Linked DNA regions of Homo sapiens: region 1 is linked to region 2. A link is a loop called in an ENCODE intact Hi-C map of the cell type or tissue named here. Cell type or tissue: transverse colon. All regions are shown on one strand. Each heading gives the region's core, and the rest is flanking DNA. Links, peaks and the distances in the headings are about the cores only.

Evidence for each region. A loop is a pair of places that touch in the nucleus more often than their neighbours do. Peaks named below come from ENCODE experiments on the same cell type or tissue, not always from the same donor. Only the 100,000 strongest peaks of a DNase experiment are listed, where the experiment ranks them.
Region 1: a loop joins it to region 2, with 3 times the contacts of the local background. A loop is called at or near these places in 2 of 110 quality-filtered maps.

What each region holds. Positions count from the first base shown.
Region 1 is chr9:95,360,243-95,370,869 of GRCh38, reverse strand. LOC105376155 (a long non-coding RNA gene) reads left to right here and starts at 3,765. Exons shown (of 2, transcript XR_930133.3): 1 at 3,765-4,005. RefSeq lists a silencer at 3,769-4,063. In transverse colon, for the core only: no CTCF peak of the experiment used is centred there; no DNase peak of the experiment used is centred there; H3K27me3 peaks cover 509 bases.
Region 2 is chr9:95,422,158-95,432,784 of GRCh38, reverse strand. LOC105376156 (a long non-coding RNA gene) reads left to right here and starts at 5,955. Exons shown (of 3, transcript NR_188614.1): 1 at 5,955-6,061. RefSeq lists a silencer at 5,698-6,087. In transverse colon, for the core only: no CTCF peak of the experiment used is centred there; DNase peaks (open chromatin) are centred at 5,884 and 6,415; H3K4me3 peaks cover 1,774 bases; H3K27ac peaks cover 1,730 bases.

The sequences.
Region 1 (10,627 bases), core at 1,436-9,435, 62 kb after region 2:
CAGTTTTGTTTTTTAAAGTGGACTTAAGCATGACAGTACTTGCATATCAGTGAATACTGCTAATTGTAGTCAGTTTTAATATTGTCATTAAGAGAGGGCTGGGCGTGGTGGCTCACGGCTGTAATCCCAGCACTTTGGGAGGCCGAGGCGGGCGGAGCACGAGGTCAAGAGATTGAAACCACCCTGGCCAACATGGTGAAACCTCGTCTTTACTAAAAATACAAAAATTAGCTGAGTGTGGTGGCACGTGCCTGTAGTCCCAGCTACTCAGGAGGCTGAGGCAGGAGAATCACTTGAACCCGGGAGGCGGAGGTTGCAGTGAGCCGATATCGCGCCACTGCACTCCAGCCTGGCGACAGAGTGAGACTCCATCTAAAAAAAAAAAAGAGAGAGAGACTTGAAGAGGTTTACAGAAGTAAAGAGCCCAGCAAGAGGAGGCCCCAGTGTCACAGAGACATCTCCAGGGCGTTATTCAGAAAGCAGCTAGCGAGGGAGACATCAGCTCTGAACCCAGCCCAAGCTGTGGGAGTCCCACTCCCTGGTGTCTCTTCTGCCCCTGAAGTGTTTTGGTTAAGAGAGAAAGACATTCCAGACACTCAGTAATCAAGTGCAACCACGCTAAGCCACGTTTAGAGCCACATTTTTGGATAACAGATTTATTAATGGGCTGGTTGAGAGAACTGGACCATGTGGTGTGTGGAGAAATTCAAAATATTTCAAATAAATACTTGGTGTACTTTCTGTCTGACTGCTGTAATGTGTTCAGTTACTCTTATGTTCCCTGTTGAAGATTAATTAAATAGAAATTGCTCACTAAAAATATAGTTCAGAATATTAAAAAGCTAATTAATATAAATTTTTCTAAAAAGGAAGGCATTTATTTCAATAGACGCTCACCTGTCCAAATCCAATTTTTTTGTTTACTGATAAAGTTGTAGGTGGAGTAATTGCCATAGAGAAGAGAATACACCCTATCTACACTTCCAAAAATGAGGATTGCCACATTTAGCAAATAAAAATATGGTATCCCCAGTTAAATGTGAATTTCAGAAAAACAATGAATAATTTTTTAGTGTAAGTATGTCCCATGCAATATTTAGGACACACTTGTGGCAGGTAGAAAAGGGGCCAACAAAGATGTCCATGGACAGATATTCCTAACACTTGGAACATATTCCCTTACATGGCAAAAAGGATTTTGCGGATGTGATTAAGTTAAGGCTTTTCAGAGGGCAGGTCGTCCTGGGTGAAGTGACTGGTCCAAATGTAACCACAGAGTCCTTAGAGGAGGGAGGCAGGAGAGCCAGAGTTAGAAATTGAAGGTGGAGGAAGGACCAACCAGCTGAAGGATGCAGTCGTCTTCTAGAAGTGTGGGAATAGGCAAAGAAACGGACTCTCCTTGAAGTCTTCGGAAGGAGCATGGCCCTCCTAGACACTGATTTGAGCCCCAGGAGACCCCGGGGCTAGCTACCTGCAGCAGTGTTAGATTAATTTGTGTTGCTTTACACCACTGTAATTTGTTACGGAACCAATAAGAAACTCAGATAATGCTTATACTGAAAAAGTTATTTGTTGTTTATCTGAAAATCACATTTACTTGGGGCATCCTGTATTTGTCCTGGCAGCCCGACCTAGAACGCCAGAGCAGGAAGCAGCCGGCAGTGGTGGGAAGCACTGAAACAGCTTCGGGAGGTCCCACTGTCTCGCCTGGGGAGTCTCTTCAGATTCAGGCCTCCAGTCCCTCCAGGGAAATCTGAGGAGCTGTCTGGCCTGGGTGATCACTGAGGCTCCCTCGCAGTCCGTGAGCCTATCTAAGAAAAAGCCTTTTGCCAATACGAATAAAACAACCAGCCTAATTAGCGAATGTTCACAGTTCAGACAATTGCCGCCTCTGGGCTGTGTGCCCCTCTCCTGCCGTCCACTACCCCCTCCGGGAGGCGGCCCACCTGCTGGTGCGTCTGCATTGGGCCCTGCCCAGGGCTGGTGTCCTGGTACTTCTCCCTGTCTCCTCACACCTCCTCCTAACTCTGGGACAGACAACGCCAGGCGGCACTGCATGAGTTTCGTATTGCAAATTACCACACAGCGGCTTAAGAACACAAACTTACTTTAAAGCTCTGAAAGAAAGTCAGAATTCCAAAAAGGATCTTGTGGACCTAAAATAAAAAGTGTCCAGAGAGCTGTGTCCCCACCTCTAGATGCCGCCTGCTCTCCTGGGCTCGCAGCCCCACACCATTCTGCCCTCTGCTTCTAAGAGCGCATCTCCCCTCAGACGCTCACCCGCCCACCTCCCTCTAGTGAGGGGCCTTGTGATTACAGTGGGCCCTCCAGGTAACCCAGGAGAATCCTCCCGTCTAATCACATCTGTAAAGTTGCCTTTGCTGTGGAAGATAACATAATCACAGGTTCCAGTGATTTAGTCATGAACATCATTGGGGGGCCATTATTCCACCTATGACACCTACCTAATGTCTATTCTTCCCTTCCTTCTAACAGAATCATTATTTTGTTCAGGGTGACAATATGCTTGGCTAAAGAATTTTTTTTTTTTTTTTTTTTTTTGAGGCGGGGTCTCGCTCTGTCGCGCAGGCTGGAGTGCAGTGGCGCGATCTCGGCTCACTGCAAGCTCCGCCTCCCAGGTTCACGCCATTCTCCTGCCTCAGCCTCCCGAGTAGCTGGGACTACAGGCACCTGCCACCACGCCCGGCTAATTTTTTGTATTTTCAGTAGAGACGGGGTTTCATCGTGTTACCCAGCACAGTCTCGATCTCCTGACCTTGTGATCCGCCCACCTCGGCCTCCCAAAGTGCTGGGATTACAGGCGTAAGCCACCGTGCCCAGCCAAGAATTTTTATTTACAAAGCTGCCTTGAAGCTTCCTGCAGTCATGTGGCTGATGAGATGTTAGTAGACGTCTGCTGGCCAATGAGAAGTAGGAGTCTGGCTTCCCAGAAGGCTGCTGTTTTCCCAATTAAAAGATGGAGACTCACTTGGCATATACCTTTTGTTCTCTCTCATGACCTCTTCATCCTCATGGAAAATGAACGTGATACCTGGAAGGGCAGCCACTATATTGTGACCTTGACAATGAAAATCACTCAAAAAAGATGACGAAGCAAAGAAAAGTGGATAAATCTGCAAGGAAAAGTGGACAGCTCCACCATCCCTGAGACACTGTGGAAAAGACTCCTTCTTCCCTGTCTGCCAAGCTTCAGATTTCTAGATTCATGAAAACGGAGAAACTTTATTTATTTATTTATTTAAGGCAGAGTCTCGCTCTGTCACCCAGGCTGGAGTGCGATGGTGTGATCTCGGCTCACTGCAACCTCTGCTTCCTGGGTCCAAGCCATTCTCCTACCTCAGTCTCCTGAGTAGCTGGGATTACAGGCGCCCGCCATCACTCCCAGCTAATTTTTGTATTTTTAGTAGAGACAGGATTTCAGCATGTTGGCCAGGCTAGTCTCAAACTCCTGACCTCCAGTGATCCACCTGCCTCGGCCTCCTAAAGTACTGGGAGTACAGGCGCATGCCACCACACCTGGCTAATTCTTGTATTTTTGTAGACAGGGCTTAGCCATGTTGGTCAGGCTGGTCACAAACTCTTGACTTCATGTGATCCTCCTGCCTTGGCCTCCCAAAGTGCTGGGATTACAGGCATAAACCACTGCACCTGGCCTGGGAGGAACTTTTAATTGTGGGAGGCTGGTAGTCAGTTAAATGCAGCGGAAACCAGTTATAACAGATGCAAGCTCTGTCTAAATCCTCACTACTTAAAGCGTGCTCCTGTGGGAGCAGCAGGGACAGCCCCTGGGAATGTGTTGGAAATGCAGAATCCAGGGCCCCCCACAGACCTGAACCAGAATCTGCATTTTAACAAGATCCCCAGGGAATTGCTCTGTATGCCCTTCGGAGTCACCACAGCTCTGGAGCCCACAGAAGCTGAGAGGGAAAGTGCCCTGGATTCCTTCACCCTGTGCTTGAAGACACGGCCTGTCTGGCAACAATAGTAAGTACTCTTGGAATTTACTGGAACGAACGTCAAACCGTGGGAGGTGGGTGCAAAATTGTATATACAGTCGTCAAGTCTGCTTCTCACCCCACCACCACCAATTACCCTGATTTAGTTCTTTTCTTTTCTCCCTAAAATTGTATATTTCATGATTAGTCAGCCTAAGACTCCTACATCCATTTCATTCAATCAAGACCAACATTGATAAGAAGTTGAAGACCGGGTGAAATCAGGAAAAAGTGGAAAATTACCTCCTTTTAAAAGTTTCTTAAAACTTTTAAAAACTTTTGGTGGTTTGTAAATAGACCTGAAATTTCTTTGATGCTATCAGCCACCCAGATGAATGAAGTGCAGTATATAAAGCCCCCGACTTACGATTCAACTTGGGATTTCTTTTGACTTTAAAATTTTTTGACTTTATGACTTTAACCCCATCGTAAGTTAAGGAACATCTGTAAATATATAAATCCACAGAGAGGAAGAAAGATCCAGAGAGCCTTTCAACACACTGCATTTCTCATTTCCATTAAATCCCTCAAGTTATACATTTAATATGGACTGTAAATTGTGTACTCATTTTTCTTCAATGATTTCTATTCAGAATATTACAAAGAAAGAGTTAGATTAAAGCCCAGCTACTGTTTCCTGGGGACTGGAGGGGACGTCAGGGAAGTGAGTAGATCATCCAGCTGACTTTGCCCTCTTGTTCTGGGAGGGTTTTTAAATTTATTTTTTAAATAGGTAAATCCAAAAGGTATATAAGCATATATATAGACAGTGAAAAGTCTCCTTTTCCTTCAGTCCCTCCCTCCAACTGCCAAATTTCCCTCTCTCAAAGCAACTCTGTTACCGGTTTCTTGAGAATCCTACCACGTGAGCACGCTGCATGCTGGAAGAGGCTAAAACATGTGGCTGAAAAACAAGAGGGGAGTGTGTAGACGGCTTGGAATTGTTCTTGAGGGCATGCATTAAAATTAATCTTTGTCATCATCCAATTGCTTTCTGTTAAGATCTTCTGCTGGCATTTAATTTTTCCAATCATAGATAAAATATCTGTCAAGTAAAGAGCCAGAGTTGCCACCTACTTGTTCCAGAGGATTAAGGAGATAACGTTTATAAAACACTTGGAGCATCTCAGAGGAAGGCTCTGAATAAACAGAAACACTTGTTAAAGCTGCAGCCCTCTTCTACATAATTTACATTTTATCACTCTGTCCTCACCCCCAGCCCACTACATACTTGCCCCCACCTCCTTGCAGCACGGTTTAAGGGTGAGAGGTTAATAAGAAAGGGTGATTGATGTAAGGCAAGACTAAGTAGACTGCTTTGAGGATTTTTGCTTTGTTTCCTAAAGCTTCCCAACTCGTCTGCTCTTTAAAGAACCTGGAGTTTTTTTCAAAAAGAGAGACACCTAATTGCATAAGTCAACTTTGTAGTTGTGTGGCTTTATTTAATAATTCAAATAATTTAAGAATATTTTCTTTTTTTAAAAAATGGATAATTTACATCCTTTCTTGTTTCACTTATTAATATGTTATGAGCATTACTGTTGTGAACAGCTGTGTTGATATAGCATGATTATTTGAAAAATAAGAAGTGTTTCTGTAATTAAAGATACCCATAAGGAGACTTGGTTCACATTTATGCAGTAAATTGATATATGCACGTTCAGGGCCTACTATGTGCTAAAACAAAAATGGACACCACAGAGATACCTAAGATGTTTTCCCTGCCCAATACAAAGCCCTCGGTGACAAGTGTGAAATTGGAGGATTCAGAGGGCATTTTCTTGCACCTGACAAATAAGGTTGTTTGCTTAAATTGCTGCACTTTAGGAAGACTTTGTTTTGTCCTAGATCACTTTGAGTACCCCAGTGGTCTTATAGACAAATGAATAGACTTTTCTAAGAGATAAAAGCCCCCACATAAAGATTCTAGGAAAAAATATGAAACCATCTCTGGGAAGGGATATAAAAATCATAAGTTACTAAAGTAGATAGAAATAATAGACTATCTACTATCTACTACTAAATATAATAGAATATTTAAAAGTATTTCCCTTTTAAATATAAAATCTTTAATTGTAAAACTGTTGGGCAAAGAGCTGAATGATGGTTTAAGCCATATGAAAGGCAAGTCTGCAGATCAGCTAATTATTGGCCAAAACGATAATTGCCCTGTACCTTCCAAATTAAAGGACACAGCCCATAAAGATAGTAGTAAGAGTTTATGTTTCCTTCTCCTTAATCTTGTACAAGAGTTAACCTCCTAGACCCAAGACATTTCCAGCAATTAGTGATGGGTTGAAGTTAACAGTGCTGACAAAGCCTTGGTCACTGATCCCTTCGGCTTGTCATTAACCTCTAAAACTGCTAAATATGATGCAAAAAAAGTATTTCACCAATATTATTTAAAAGACTGTATCATATTTCATACATAAATTTCCAATGTAGAAAAATCTCTTACAATGTATATATGTGTGCAAGGTAGTTTAAAGGTTTTTTTAGTTTTTTATTTCCAGAATTTTCTTCCAGTATAAAAGAGTAATTTGAGGTAAATATTCTATGTATATAGGGAAGGAAAACTATTACTAAGATCAGGCATTCCAAAATGTTTTTCAAAGAAAAGGGTTATAAAATTCACTTTAAAAAACGGGAATCTTTGTTTTTGCCTATTAGCACTTTGAATGAATTTATTGAAAGTTTTAAGCAGAGTGAAAAATTGGATCATAGGTTAGTGTCCTCTTGAAAATGGTGGTGTATGTTTCTCATACTCTTAAAAGAACAAAAGGTAAAATATCATTGAAAGAACACAAACATAGCCCCATTTATTATTATAACTACAAATCATATTTTCGTAGTAACTTGTTCTGATTTAAGAATTTTCATAAGAAAAGATATGAAGTCTCAATGGATTGTAATGTTACTGACTCTATTCAACATGTAATAAGCTTTACTCTGATTTTATATCCTGAGTCCATAAAGCTTATTAAATGACACTTCAAAATTTCTTTCAATGGTGGAAGCTTTGGTTAAGTGAAAAAGCCTGTTGGGGTTTTCCCCCTGTAGTTTTCTAATTAGGGCTTCCTTATTACATCACAAACATTAATCACCACATTATCCAGTAACAGATCAGACTTACCCTATCTTTCAGATCCTCATTAATCTACTAGTAAAGTTATGAGCTCCATTAACATGGTTACATTTAGAAAGTCTCCCTGAAGCACAGTACATCCATTACTGGGGCTGAATAACCCAACAGCTATGTGTCTTATCCAGTCCAGATACGTTTTTGAAATGTCAACTTTGACAGAGAAACTTTCTGTGCACCCCCCACATAGGAATCCTACAGAATATTTGCTTTATTTACTGCTTGGGGTACTATTTTAGCAGAAGATAAATTCTCCGAGCAGGATCAAGTTTGCATTTTGCAGAGACGGAGCCATCTGTTGTTGTCCAGAGCTTGGCTGTGTTCCATTTGGAATGCAGGGCCAGCCCCGGTTAAAAAAGAATGTGAACTCTTCCTAGTGTGATCACCCCCACAAACAGAGAGAACGCTGCAAGTTCCTTGCAATCCTAAACCAGCCAGCACTTCCTGAACACCTGCCCTGAACACAAATGTTCCTTTGGTGAGTGACAGTGAAAATGACAGGGCGTCAAGTTCACCTGGCCATGTCCACATCGATGAACCAACCTGGCCAGTAGACGCAGAGCCCACTGTGGTTCTGCAAGAGCACACATCGGGGAAAGGTGCTCTGGTGCGTTCACACGGTCTTCAGATTGCTCAGAAAGGCGTATCATTTTCTAGATTTAGGGAGTGTGGGCTTTTATTTCAGAACTTTACAAAAAGAAGTGTCTAAGTCTCTCAGCTTACCTTGGAGTTGAATTTATTGCATTCATGGCTGGATTTGTCAATTACTGTTTGCTTTCCGTCCTTCCATAGGGTGCTATATAGACGTAAGCAAGCCATTTCCTTCTAGAGGATGCAAAAATGAATAAACAGTTAACAACGTATGCTACATACATATGGCATTTATCATCAGACTCATTTAAGAGAACCTAGATAAATAGAAAGACACTCTTTTTTTTATGAAGAGGGAGTCTCACTCTGTCACCCAGGCTGGAGTGCAGTGGCGCGATCTCAGCTCACTGCAACCTCTGTCTCCTGGGTTCAAGCGATTGTCCCGCCTCAGCCTCCCAAGTAGCTGGGATTACAGGCACCCACCACTATGCCCAGCTAATTTTTTGTATTTTTAGTAGAGACAGGAGTTTCGCCATGTTGGCCAGGCTGGTCTCAAACTCCTGACCTCGTGATTCACCCACCTCAGCCTCCCAAAGTAGGCATGAGCCACCGCACCCAGCCTAGAAAGATACCCTTAAGGAATTTTAAAATATTAGAAAATATTTTCCTGAGGAGAAACATGTTGAAGTCAATGAATATTTTGTTCAAAATGTCAAATGGATAAGACAAAATTCAAAGATAGACAAGGTGAAGGAAGGGAAATACCAATAAAAAAAAGAAAGTCTATTAAAACAAAACTCAGGAGACTTAAAAAAAAATTTCAAAGATTAGAAATTACGTATTTGTGAGCAGAGTAATGTGGTTATCAAATTTTTCTGCAAAACAATCTAGTTTTGGAATTTGAGGACTGTGTTTCATTCTTTTTTTTTTTTTTTTGTAAGTCGGAGTCTCGCTCTGTTGCCCAGGCTGGAGTGCAGTGGCCCAATGTCGGCTCATTGCAAGCTCTGCCTCCCGGGTTCACGCCATTCTCCTGCCTCAGCCTCCCGAGTAGCTGGGACTACAGCCACCAAGCCCGGCTAATTTTTTGTATTTTTAGTAGAGACAGAGTTTCACCGTGTTAGCCAGGATGGTCTCGATCTCCTGACCTCATGATCTGCCCGCCTCAGCCTCCCAAAGTGCTGGTATTACAGGTGTGAGCCACCACGCCTGGACTGTGTTTCATTCTTGAGGTCAAGGACATCCTATATCATTTAGTGAGCTTCATGCAAGAAATGGTAAGGGAAAATGAAATAAGCCTGGAAATAAATGAACAGTGTCCTGGTTTCAGATAGGTGCTTTTTCAGTCGTTTATGATATTCTTGTAGAGCTCATGGAAAACTGAGGCCTGAGTAATAGTACAGTTCTGTGGATTTATAGTTGATTAAACCAAGAGGTCACAGAGACAATAGATCAGTGTTACATGTCCAGGAGAGCTCTAGGGCTTTCTATGTGACTTTGCAACAGAGAAACATGCTTCTCAGATTTGTAAGGTGTGTAGAACTCAGGATTCAAAAAGATCTCTAGGCTGGGTGAGGTGGTTCATTCCTGTAATCCCAGCACTTTGGGAGGCTGAGATGAGAGGATTTATTGACACCAGGAGTTTGAGACCAGCCTGGACAATAATATGAGACCCCCATCTCTAGAAAATTTTTTAAAAAATCTGTAACGACTGTGCAGATGAATGGAAATCAACAAAATGAAATTGAATGTAAATAAAAATAGAAACCTGCATTTAGGTTCAAAAAGTCCACTATAAAGTATACAACCTGGCGTCAGAAGTTTATATGGGAAGACAGACACACATACCTCAGGTGCTTTAGTTGATTTCAAGGCAGAATGAGTCAGGAGTCTGTGAGCCAGAGAATGAACTAGCTAATGAGATCTTAGTTTGTATTAACAAAAGGATGGCATCCAGATCAAGAGAAATCATCATCCCCACAGACGCTTCCCTGGCCAGGCCACATCTGGAGTTGCAATTCCATGTGCCACCCTGGGGAGCGCAGGCTGGGCCGAAGGGTAATGGAGAACAGGCAGAGGTCAGCGACGAGGGAGGTCGAGGGGACAACTTGCAGGGATGCTGAGAGAAGCTGGCTAATGAGAATCTAAGTCTTTGAAAGCTGGGACTTTCCCTTAACAGGGGCCCAGGCTCATTTCTTCCAGGCGAAAGGTGGAATGTTAAAGGGGCTAAGAAACTTTAAAATAAAAGAAATTCACCGTTATGCCTCCTACCACTCCAACACAAGTAAAAAATAACCTGCTATAGTAATTAAGGGGTTTCTTCAACAAATAAGTGGCATGAGGAAGAAAAGGGGAACCTGGGATGGATTTTCAAAGAGGCTTTAGAGACTTAACCACATTTATTCTGTGGGCTTTGTTAATTTTTTTTTTTTTTTTTGAGACAGAGTCTTACTCTGTCACGTATGCTGGAGTGCAGTGGCGCTATCTCAGCTCACTGCAACCTCTGCCTCCCACATTCAAGCGATTCTCCTGCCTCAGCCTCCCGAGTAGCTGGAATTACAGGCGCCTGCCACCACCGCAGGCTAATTTTTTATATTTTTGGTAGAGACAGGGTTTCACCATGTTGGCCAGGCTGGTCTCGAACCCCTGACCTCAAGTGATCTGCCCGCCTCAGCCTTCCAAAGTGCTGGGATTACAGGCGTGAGCCACCATGCCCAGCCTGGCTTTGTTAGATCTTGATTTCAACAAGATCTACCTGGTAAAAGAAACACTTTTTGAGATAATCAGGGGAAAGATTTTGTAATAATAGCTTTATTGAGATACAACTCACATGCCATAAAATTCATCCTTTTCACAATGTTGGGCACCATTCACCACTATT
Region 2 (10,627 bases), core at 1,127-9,126:
GGCTTTTTAAGGAGCCACCAAACTCTTTTCTGCAGTGGCTGCACCATTTTATCTTATCACCAGCAGTGTAAGAGTGTTCTGATTTCCCCATGTCCTCACCAATATGTGTGATTATCTGAATGTTCATTCTAGCCATCCTAATAGGGATGAGGTAGCATCCCAATGTGATTTTTTGGGTTCCGTGTAGATTAGACTGAACTTCTTGCCCATGCTGACATTAAACTCACATGCAAAGAGATGGACACACACACATCTCACATGGGGAAACAAGCTCAGGGGGGCGAACCAGGGTAGTCCCTTGGGAACGTCCAGCTCTGAAAGAGGAGAGAGGCACACAGGAAGAATAGGAGTGCTTGGCATCTGAAAGCACAGGGCGAGAATAAAGCCAAGCACCGACCATCCTAAGGAATGACCCGACCCTTGACCTTCCACTTCAGCAGTGCGAAGATATTCTCCATTTTGTTTTTGAAGTGGCCATGGATTTAGTCCACCCCATGTTCCACCCCCGCCCATCACCACCTGTTCTGAGGGCTGGGGTGAGGAAGGAAGGAGCAGGATGGGTCCTTTGAGCCCAATTAACACACACATTTTGCTTCCAAAGCTTATTGTGCACCTTATGCCAAGATTTGAGTAGGACTCAACTTAACCAGTATATGTAAAAGTCTTCTTAGAACTTGGAGAAAACAGATGATGCATAATGCTGTGTCGCAGATTATTAAATAATACTAACAGGCAGATCAGGGGCAGGCTTCAGGAAGGGGTAAGCACAGCCTAGAAATTCAGAGGCAGGAAGGATCACTGTGGGCTGGCAGGGCCATTTTGATATTTCTGTGGCAGGAGGGACTGGTTTCTGAGATGACCTTTCTGGCAGGGCTGTAGTCACCTGCCAACCTAAGAATGAAAGTTTAGGAGAGGATGAGAGCAGAGATAGTGTCCAAAATAGATTTGACGTCTTTGCCAAGGACTGTGCTTTACATTTATTCTCTATGTAACTTTTAGAGCAGGCCTGTGTGCCAGACATGAAGTGCCAATTTGCAGTCGAAGAAGCTGAGGCTCAGAGAGGGTATCAGGTAGGGTTCAACCAGAGAAGCAGAGCCAATAGAAGAGATGAGAAATAGATAGACAGACAGACATATAGATGATAGATAGATAGATGATAGATAGATAGTTAGATAACAGATGATAGAAGATTGATAGATGATAGATAATAGATGATTGATAGATGATAGATGATAGATGACTGATAGACAACAGATAGATGATAGATGATTGATAGATGATATATAATAGATCATTGATAGATGATAGACTGATAGATGATAGATGATTGATAGACGATAGATAGACAGATAGATAGATAGATGAAAGATAGGTGATAGATAATAGAGGGATAGATAGATAGATAGATAGATAGATAGATAGATAGATAGATGATAGATAAATAGATAGATTAATTACCAAAAACACTGGCTTATGCAAGTCTGGGGTTGTCCTCAGGACAGACAGTCAGGAAGGGGAGATCATGAGCAGGCTGGAGCCCCATAGGCATGAGCTGAAGCCTCTTATTCATATACCATCTCTAAACATAGGAAAGCCTATACCTTATTTTAAAGGTCTTCAAACTGATTAGGTCAGGCTCACCTATAATAACCTCGTTTTTGATCAGCTTGAAGGGGATTGATCTGGGACTTTCATCACATCTGTAAAATACCTTCACAGCAGTACCCACATTAGTGCTTGAGGGAATACCTGGGAGAAGGTGCATGCATGCTACAAAATGGCCACTGCTTCCCTTCTATCCTCCAATTCTCCAAAAAGAAAATCTCTTGTAGCCCACCCTAACCAGAAACATACTCAAAAGAGAATGCTGGGGTCTGTAGCTGAGCCTAGCCCAGGCAACACATCAGAAGCTGTCACCATCACAGATCACAGACAGGTTAAGGAACTCTGTTGGTCAGGATTCCATTACAGGGAACAGATTTCACTCTCCCTAGTTTAAGCAAAAATATTTATTACAAGGTAATGAATGGTTTACAGAATTATTGAGAAGGCTGGAGGGAAAACTGTGGGATGAGCTTTCAGAAGCAATGCCAATACCACAGAGGCAGACCACCAAGAGGGTTTCTGCCTCTTTTAAGATCAAGAAGCCACCAGTCAAACTGGAAAGTCCTTGACAACTCCTGAACCAAGCCACCAAAACCATGCTTCCCAGGAGAAATACCAGTAACAACACAAAAATGGCCTCGTACTCATTTCTGCGTTCTGCTTTCTCTGACCACACCAAATGTGTAGGACCTAAACACTAGGTCCTAACCCCTAGCTGCAAGGGAGTCTGGAAAATGTTTTCAGTTTCTCATCTCTGAGATACAAGATGAATGGACATAGAGTACCAATCCACGGCAGTAATATACTCAAGATCCTTCTGCCATGAAGGAGCAAAGTCAGGATTCAAACCCAGGTCGTGCTCTTGACCCCCAGAGTGCACTTCATCCCACGATCTGGAATGGCCTTTCTTCCCTTGCCACATTGGGGGCTTGTCTCAGTCTGTTTGCACTGCTATAACAAAATACCACAAACTGGGTAGCTTCTAAACAAAGACATTCATTTCTCACGGTTCTGGAGGCTCAGAAGTCCAAGATCAAGGTGCCGGCAGGTTCAGTGTCTGGTGAGGGCCTGCTTCCTGACTCATAGATGGCCCCCTCTCAATGCACCTTTGTAAGGTGGATGGGGCAAGGCAGCTCTTCAGGGCCTCTTTTATGAGGGCACTAATCTCATTCATGAGGCCCTCCCAAAGGTCTTACCTCCCAATACCATCACACTGGTGATTAGGCTTAACATGTGATCTGGGGGGACACAACTCACATCATAGCAGGCCTCTTTCTTGCAAGTATTTCTGGTCTCTTCTAAGTATACATTTACTGGCTATATCCACAGTTTCCATTCTTGTCATCAGCTGCAGAATATTCTGAAACAGTCCATACGGGAGGAAATGAAAATGATCAGTTTTTGTCTCCAGCCCATCTGCATCACCTCAGGATTGGGAAGGCTGCAGTGTGTACAATCCACTTTTCTTCCCGAGCCAGCCATGTTAAAATGCTTCTGTTTATGGATGTCTACAAAGCAGTGACTGGGCAATTCAGTCCAGTGGTCTCAGGAACCCCTGGAAACGTAGGAGGCACTTGGAAAAAAACAAAACAAAATCTATGGCCATGATAATAGAAAGTACCTGTAGTGAAAACCCTGCCTTCCTCGGGTCTTTTCTTTGTGTCCTAGTCTATCAGCCCCACACCCCAAAATTCCTAAATAAGCCCCAGTGAACAAACTTGGGCAGCTTCTGGGCAGGCACATGAGTGCCGCAGCACGGCGTTCTCGAAGGAGCTGCGACAGCCATGGAGGGCCAGTTCCTGAATGAAGAAAGACCTGCATGAGTCAGTGATGCTCCTTCACACCGGGAGGAACCTGGAAATAAACAGTTTAAAGGCTCTCAAGGGAACCAAATTCACATTCCGGGCAAATGTCCCTGTATTAGTCAGTTCTCGCACTGCTATAAAGAACTATGTGAGACCGGGTAATTTAGGAAGAAAGAAAAACTTCTTTCTTCATAAAGAAAAACTTGACTCACTGTTCCACAGACTGAACAGGAGGCATGGCTGGGGAGGCCTCAGGAAACTTACGATCATGGTGGAAGGGGAGGCACATCTTCACATGGCTGGAGAAGGAGAAAGAAAGCAAAGGGGAAAGTGCCACACACTTTTAAAAACTAGATCTCATGAGAACCCACTACCATGAAAACGGCAAGGGAGAAATCTGTCCCCATGATCCAATCACCTCCCACCAGGCCCTTCCTCCAACATGGGGGATTACAGTTCAACATGAGATTTGGGCAGGGACACAGATCCAAACCATATCCATCCCTAATAGCAAAGTTTCAGGTACATGGTGCAGAACTCCAAAATTTATAAATCCAAACAAATGGATTTTTCCGACACAATTGTACAACTTCTTTGCAGGGAAGCATTCACACAGTAAACCTTTCTTTTAAGGAAATAACCTTTCCTCAGGTGGTTCATTATGTAAACACTGCACATTTGTATTCAACTGTATACACCTAAGGGTGGCATAGCAAAACCTGTGTACATATTTATTTGTGACAATTTATCTGGAAGATTAGAAAAATCCTTGTGGGTCTGCAGAGACCATATATTTACTGACACTGAAAAATGTTCATGACCTACTATCAATGAAAACGTTAATTACCCAAAAATGTAGGCACATTATAATCCTGTTTCTGAAAAAAAAAAAAAATGTATCTTTATATAAGAGTAGAGGCAGGCCCGGCACGGAGGCTCATGCCCGTAATCCCAGCATTTTGGGAGGCCTAGACAGGTGGATCACTTGAGGTCAGGACTTTGAGACCAGCCTGGACAACATGGTGAAACCCCGTCTCTACTAAAAATACAAAAATTAGTTGGGTGTGGTGGCACACACCTGCAGTCCCAGCTACTTGGGAGGCTGAGGTGGGAGAATTGCCTGAACCTAGGAGGCAGAGCTTGTAGTAAGCCGAGATGGTGAAACTGTACTCCAGCCTAGGTGACACAGCAAGACTGTATAAAAAAAAAAAACAGAAAATGTACATTTTTATTATATTATTATAGTATTCATACAGATGAAATTTAATATTGATTATTGATATCAACTTTATATTATTGAATAATTATAATTATTACTTAATATGTCATATATTATTCATTACATTATTTCCTTATATGATTTTAAAAAATTGTTTTAAATTACTTTTAAAATTTGTTGTGGGTACATAGTAGGTGTATATATTTATGGGGTATATTTGGTGTTTTGATACCAGCATGCAATGTGAAATAAGTACACCATGAAGAATGGGCTATCCATCCCCTGAACATTTATACTTTGAGTTGCAAACCAATTAACACTCTTTAAGTATTTTTAAATGTACAATTAAGTTATTATTAACTATAGTCACCCTATTGTGCTGTCAAATAGTAGGTCTTACTCATTCTTTCTTACGTTTTGTACTAACCATCCACACCTCCCCTCAGCCCCGCACTCCCCTTCCCAGCCTCTGGTAACCATCCTTCTACTCTCTATGTCCATGAGTTCAACAGATTTGATTTCTGGATCCCACTAATAAATGAGAACATGCGATGTTTGTCTTTCTGTGCCTGGCCTTTTTCACTTAACATAATGACCTCCAGTTCTGATATGACTGTTTTGTGGGATTTATACTTTGCATGTATTTTTTGTTTGTTTGTTTTTTGAGAGGGAATTTCACTGTCACCCAGGCTGGAGTGCAATGGTGCAATCTGGGCTCACTGTAACCTCCGCCTCCCAGGTTCAAGCCATTCTCCTGCCTCAGCCTCCCTGGTAGTTCGGATTACAGGCGTGCGCCACCATGCCTGGCTAATTTTTGTATTTTTAGTAGAGACGGGGTTTCACCATGTTGGCCAGGCTGGTCTCGAACTCCTGACCTCAAGTGATCCGCCCGCCTCGGCCTCCGAAAGTGCTGGGATTACAGGCTGAGCCACTGCGCATGTGTATCACAGAGCCGTGTATCAGTATTTTTAAGTTAGTCCGTCAAAAACAACCTTGATTTGCACGAGACACATGTTAAAGAGATTTTGTGATTGTCCTTTCTCCCTTGCTTTCCTCGTCTGGCTCCTGGCTGCCCCTTGGGCCGGCGCCTCTCGCTCGCTCTATTCCTTCTCCCCGCGGCTGCCTCGTGCCGGCCGCACCTTCTCGCCGCGGACCGGAGCCGGGGCAGGAGCCGGGGCAGGAACCCGGGCAGAAGCCGGGGCAGGAACCAGGACAGGAAGCGGGGCAGGAACCAGGACAGGAAGCAGGGCAGGAGCCCCGCAGGAGCCAGGTGTCTGAGCCCCGCCCCGCCGCGGGGGAGAGGCCTCCGGGAGCCGGGGCCGCCCAGAGCCGCAGCCGCCGCGCAGGCAGGGCCGGGCCGGGCCGGGTGCGCGGGCACAAAGGGGCCGCTGCACATGGCAGGCAGGCGAGCAGATGCCAGCAGACAGCTTTTGTGAGTCCCTTCATGTTAATTAACTTTTGTGAGAACCTTCATGTTAATTAACTTTGCTTGAGCTTTCCCTAGACTTGAAAGCTCTGGAGTGGTTTGTTTTTGTAAAATGCTTTGACTCCAGGGAAAGCCGCTTCAAGGGGGAAAAAAGGAGAAACAAAAAGAAAGAAAGGGAAAATTTTTAAGTGGGGCTTTGCTTACCAGCAAATTTCTTCCCCTTGGCTCCGTCTCCCCCTCCCCCACAAGCAGGGACTCAACCATCAGAGAGAATTTTAATGGCCTTTTTCTTACCCTAAAACATAAACCCGAAGCAGACCTCCCCGTGGCAGTGGGGGCTCGGCTGGCCGCATCGGGGACAGGGAACAGGTGTGTGCAGGCAGGGCCGCCTGTGTTTCTAAGGAAGCAAATCAAAGTGTGAAGGGCCCTGGACTAATGTACTCCCAGTTTAGAGAAATGGGGACATGGAGCTAGATTTGTGGGGGCCAGTTCTGATAAGTAACAAATGTGCTCACCCACAGAGTCTCAGGGCCCCAGGGTGAGATGCAGGGGGTGGGTCTGCTGCTTCCAAGACTTCTTCCTGGGACAGGACCGGTTGTTAAAGTTTAACCGAGGCCAAGTAAAAAGAGACAGTGCTGGAAAGTGGAAGATCTAGCCAGCCACCCAGCTGTTTATTAATATAAAGGCGGCACAGCATCAAACCACTGACTCAAACCACTGACTCACCTCTTCTTCCCCCAACATCTTATGAAAATTTTTGAACAAACGGAAAAAGTTGAAAGAATTATGCAATTAATACCCATATACCCACCACTTACTTTCTGTAATTAATATTTTGCTATATTTGCTTTTATCACGCGTATGACCACCTGTCTGTCCCCATCTTACCTGTCCACCAAGTCGTCTTATTTTTAAGAATTTCAAGTTGCTAACATCAGTATTCTTCAATCTTTAACACTTCAGCATGTAGTTATCTAACTCTAGTTAGATAACTAGAGTTCAATCTTCGTTTATCGCTCATGGATTTTTTTCTTTTTCTTTTTTTTTTTTTTTTTTTGAGAGGGAGTCTCGCTCTGTCGCCCAGGCTTGAGTGCAGTGGCGCGATCTCGACTCACTGCAAGCTCAGCCTTCCAGGTTCACGCCATTCTCCTGCCTCAGCCTCCCGAGTAGCTGGGACTACAGGCGCCTGCCACCACACCCGGCTAATTTTTGGTATTTTTTAGTAGAGACGGGGTTTCACCACGTTAGCCAGGATGGTCTCAATTTCTTGACCTCGTGATCCGCCCGCCTTGGCCTCCCAAAGTGCTGGGATTACAGGCGTGAGCCACCGCGCGCGGCGGCTCATGGATTTTTTAAGGTAAAACGTACATACAGTAGAATGCACAAATAAGAGGAAATTTGATGAGTTTTCACAATGCATACAGTTTGCTTTTTCTTTTTACTTTTAATTTTTTTTTTTTTTTTTTTTTTTTTTTTTTTTTGAGATGGAGTCTCGCTCTGTCGCCCAGACTGGAGTGCAGTAGCACAATCTCGGCACACTGCAAGCTCCGCCTCCCAGGTTCACCCCATTCTCCTGCCTCAGCCTCCTGAGTAGCTGGGACTACAAACTCCCGCCACCACGCCCGGCTAATTTTTTGTATTTTTAGTAGAGATGGGGTTTCACCGTGTTAGCCAGGATGGTCTCCATCTCCTGACCTCGTGATCCGCCAGCCTCGGCCTCCCAAAGTGCTGGGATTACAGGCGTGAGCCACCGCGCCCGGCCACTTTACTTTTAATTTGAAGTAATTTCGCACTTGCCAAAAAGTTGCAAGCACAATCCACAGATCTCTTATTTGCTCTTTACCCAGATTCCCACTTTTTTAACAAGTTGCAAGTAAGTTGCATACATCATATACCTTTATTTCTTAATAATTCCATATTTTCTAAGGACAAGGCTATTCTCTGATTTAGAAAATTTGATTTTGATATAACACTTTTATTTAAACTACTGTCCATATTCCAATTTTGACAACTGCCCCAGTAATTTTCTTTATAACATTTTCCTCCAATACAAGTTCCAGTCCTTTGCGAACTATGGTTTCAGCTTTACTAAATCTCTTTCATCTTGTTTAATGCTTTTTGGCTTAAATGCTACTTTGTCTTAAACTGTCATAACAATCCCTGAATTCTTATTGTTTCTATTAACCTGGTAAATTTTTGTTTTTATTCCTTATTTTTTACTCGTTTTGAATCACTGTGTTTTAGATGTGTCTTTTGATCACAGCATAGACTTCGGTTTTGCTGTATGAGGCAACTGTTCTGTTTTGTTTTGTTTTGTTGAAACACAGTCTTGCTCTGTTGCCCAGGCTGAAGTGCAGTGGCATGATCTCAGCTCACTGCAATTTTTGCCTCCCAGGTTCAAGCGATTCTTGGGCCTCAGCCTCCTGAGTAGCTGGGATTACAGGTGTGTGCCACCACGCCCAGCTAATTTTTGTATTTTTAGTAGAGGCAGGGTTTCGATGTATTGACCAGGCTGGTCTCGAACTCCTGACTTCAAGAGATCCACCTACCTTGGCCTCCCAAAGTGTTGGGATTATAGGCATGAGCCACCGTCCCTGGCCCTATATGAACCAATTTGAAAATCTTATCATAAATAGGTCAATTAAGTCTACGCACATTTAATGTGACATGTTTAATCTCGACTCTGTCATATTACTTCATGTTATAGTTTGGTGTATATTTTATACTATTTATTGTGCTTCTTTCTCTATTTAGTATGTCATTCATATTAATTTTTTTTGAGACAGAGTCTCGCTCTGTTGCCCAGGCTGGAGTGCATTGGTGCCATCTCGGCTCACTGCAACCTCTGCCTCCTGGGTTCAAGTGATTCTCCTGCCTCAGCCTCCCAAGTAGCTGGGACAACAGGCACACACCACCACACCTGGCTAATTTTTCTTGTATTTTTAGTAGAGACGGGGTTTCAGTATGTTGGTCAGGCTGGTCTCGACCTCCTGACCTCAGGTGATCTACCTGCCTTGGCCTCCCAAAGTGCTGGGATTACAGGCGTTAGCCAACACGCCCAGCCATTCATGTTAATTTTTAAGGTTTCTTTTGGTATTTAAGAATATTTTTGTTCTAGTTATTACCTTTGTTTTCATATATTTTATGTTATGGTTTCCCTAACTCCTTTTCTTTCTTTACTTAATCTTTTATGATCTAACCTGTCAGTAGTGTCTTCTGATTCCCACATATTACAACTGGCAGTGATCTTATTCAGCCTTCCCCCTCCTCCTGTTCCTATCTCCTCTCACTTTTACTGGTATTCTTCCTCTCTGCCAGAATGTATCACCATTATATGTTTTCCACCCATGTTCTCTCCCTTGTTTTACTCCTGGCTCTGCAATTAAACATATTAAGTACTGGTTATTTTGCTGAAGTTTCCTCTATGATCACTTAAGGTTGGATGAAGTCTACTCTCCAGTGTATTCTTCAGGAAGAGCATTAGCACACTGTTCCATGGATAGCTTGGATGGATATTAAATCTGTGACTGGCACTTTCTTTCCTTGAGTCCATGAAAATGCTGCTTCACTCCTGCCTGACCTTTTCTGTGGCTGTGAGAAGCCTGATACCCTGCCTGATTTTCTTTCCTGTAAGTAACTGGATCTTTTTGCCTGGAGGCTCTGATGATTTCTTTCCTTTGTCTTTAAAGTCTAATCATTTTACCAGGATATGTCTTAGAGTTAATTGTCTGTTGTCAATTTTCTCATTTACACAGTAAGTTTGCTCTATATGTAGAATGAATTTTTTTTCATTTCCAGAAAGTTATCTTAGAATATAAACTTAAATATTAGCTCTGTTCCAATATTTTGCTTTCCTCTTTAGAGAGCACAATTATTCATATGTTGGACCTTCTCTGTCTGCCTTCCATTTCAACCACTTTCTCTCTGACTCTAACTTCTTTACCTCATTTTAAATCTCTTGGTCATTTGCCTACTTTTCTTCAGTATCCCTTATTAAATTTTTGTTGAATTCTGTTTTCCATTGGGACTTATAATTTGTTCTTCATTTCTGAAATAATTCTTTTTCTTTCGATATGTTTTTTGAGATTAGTCAATTTGTGTGGTATTTCTTCCTGTTTTATGTCCATTTCTATTCTTGGTTTTCTAAAAATTATGATTCTAACATTTTAAAAAAATCCATCTTCATGTATTTGGTTTAGGATATTTAACTGAGTTTGGAGAGTTGTGTAAAGTTTTATTCTACTTTCTGAATTTTTTTTTTCTTTTGAGGCAGGGTCTCACTCTGTCACCCAGGCTGGAGTGCAGTGGCACAAACATGGCTCACTGCAGCCTCAACCTCCCAGACTCACACAGTTCTCCTACTTCAGCCTCCCGAGTAGCTGGGACCATGAGTGTGAACCACCATGCCTGGATAATTTTTTAAAATTTTTTGTAGAGATGGGGGTATCACTATGTTGCCCAGGATATGAATTTTTTTTAGAAAACACTTTCATCAGTCAAACATTACAATTAACACTTTCTGTTTTCTTCTTACATTTGCTTTATAGGAAGTCAGTTTGATTTTTTTCTATC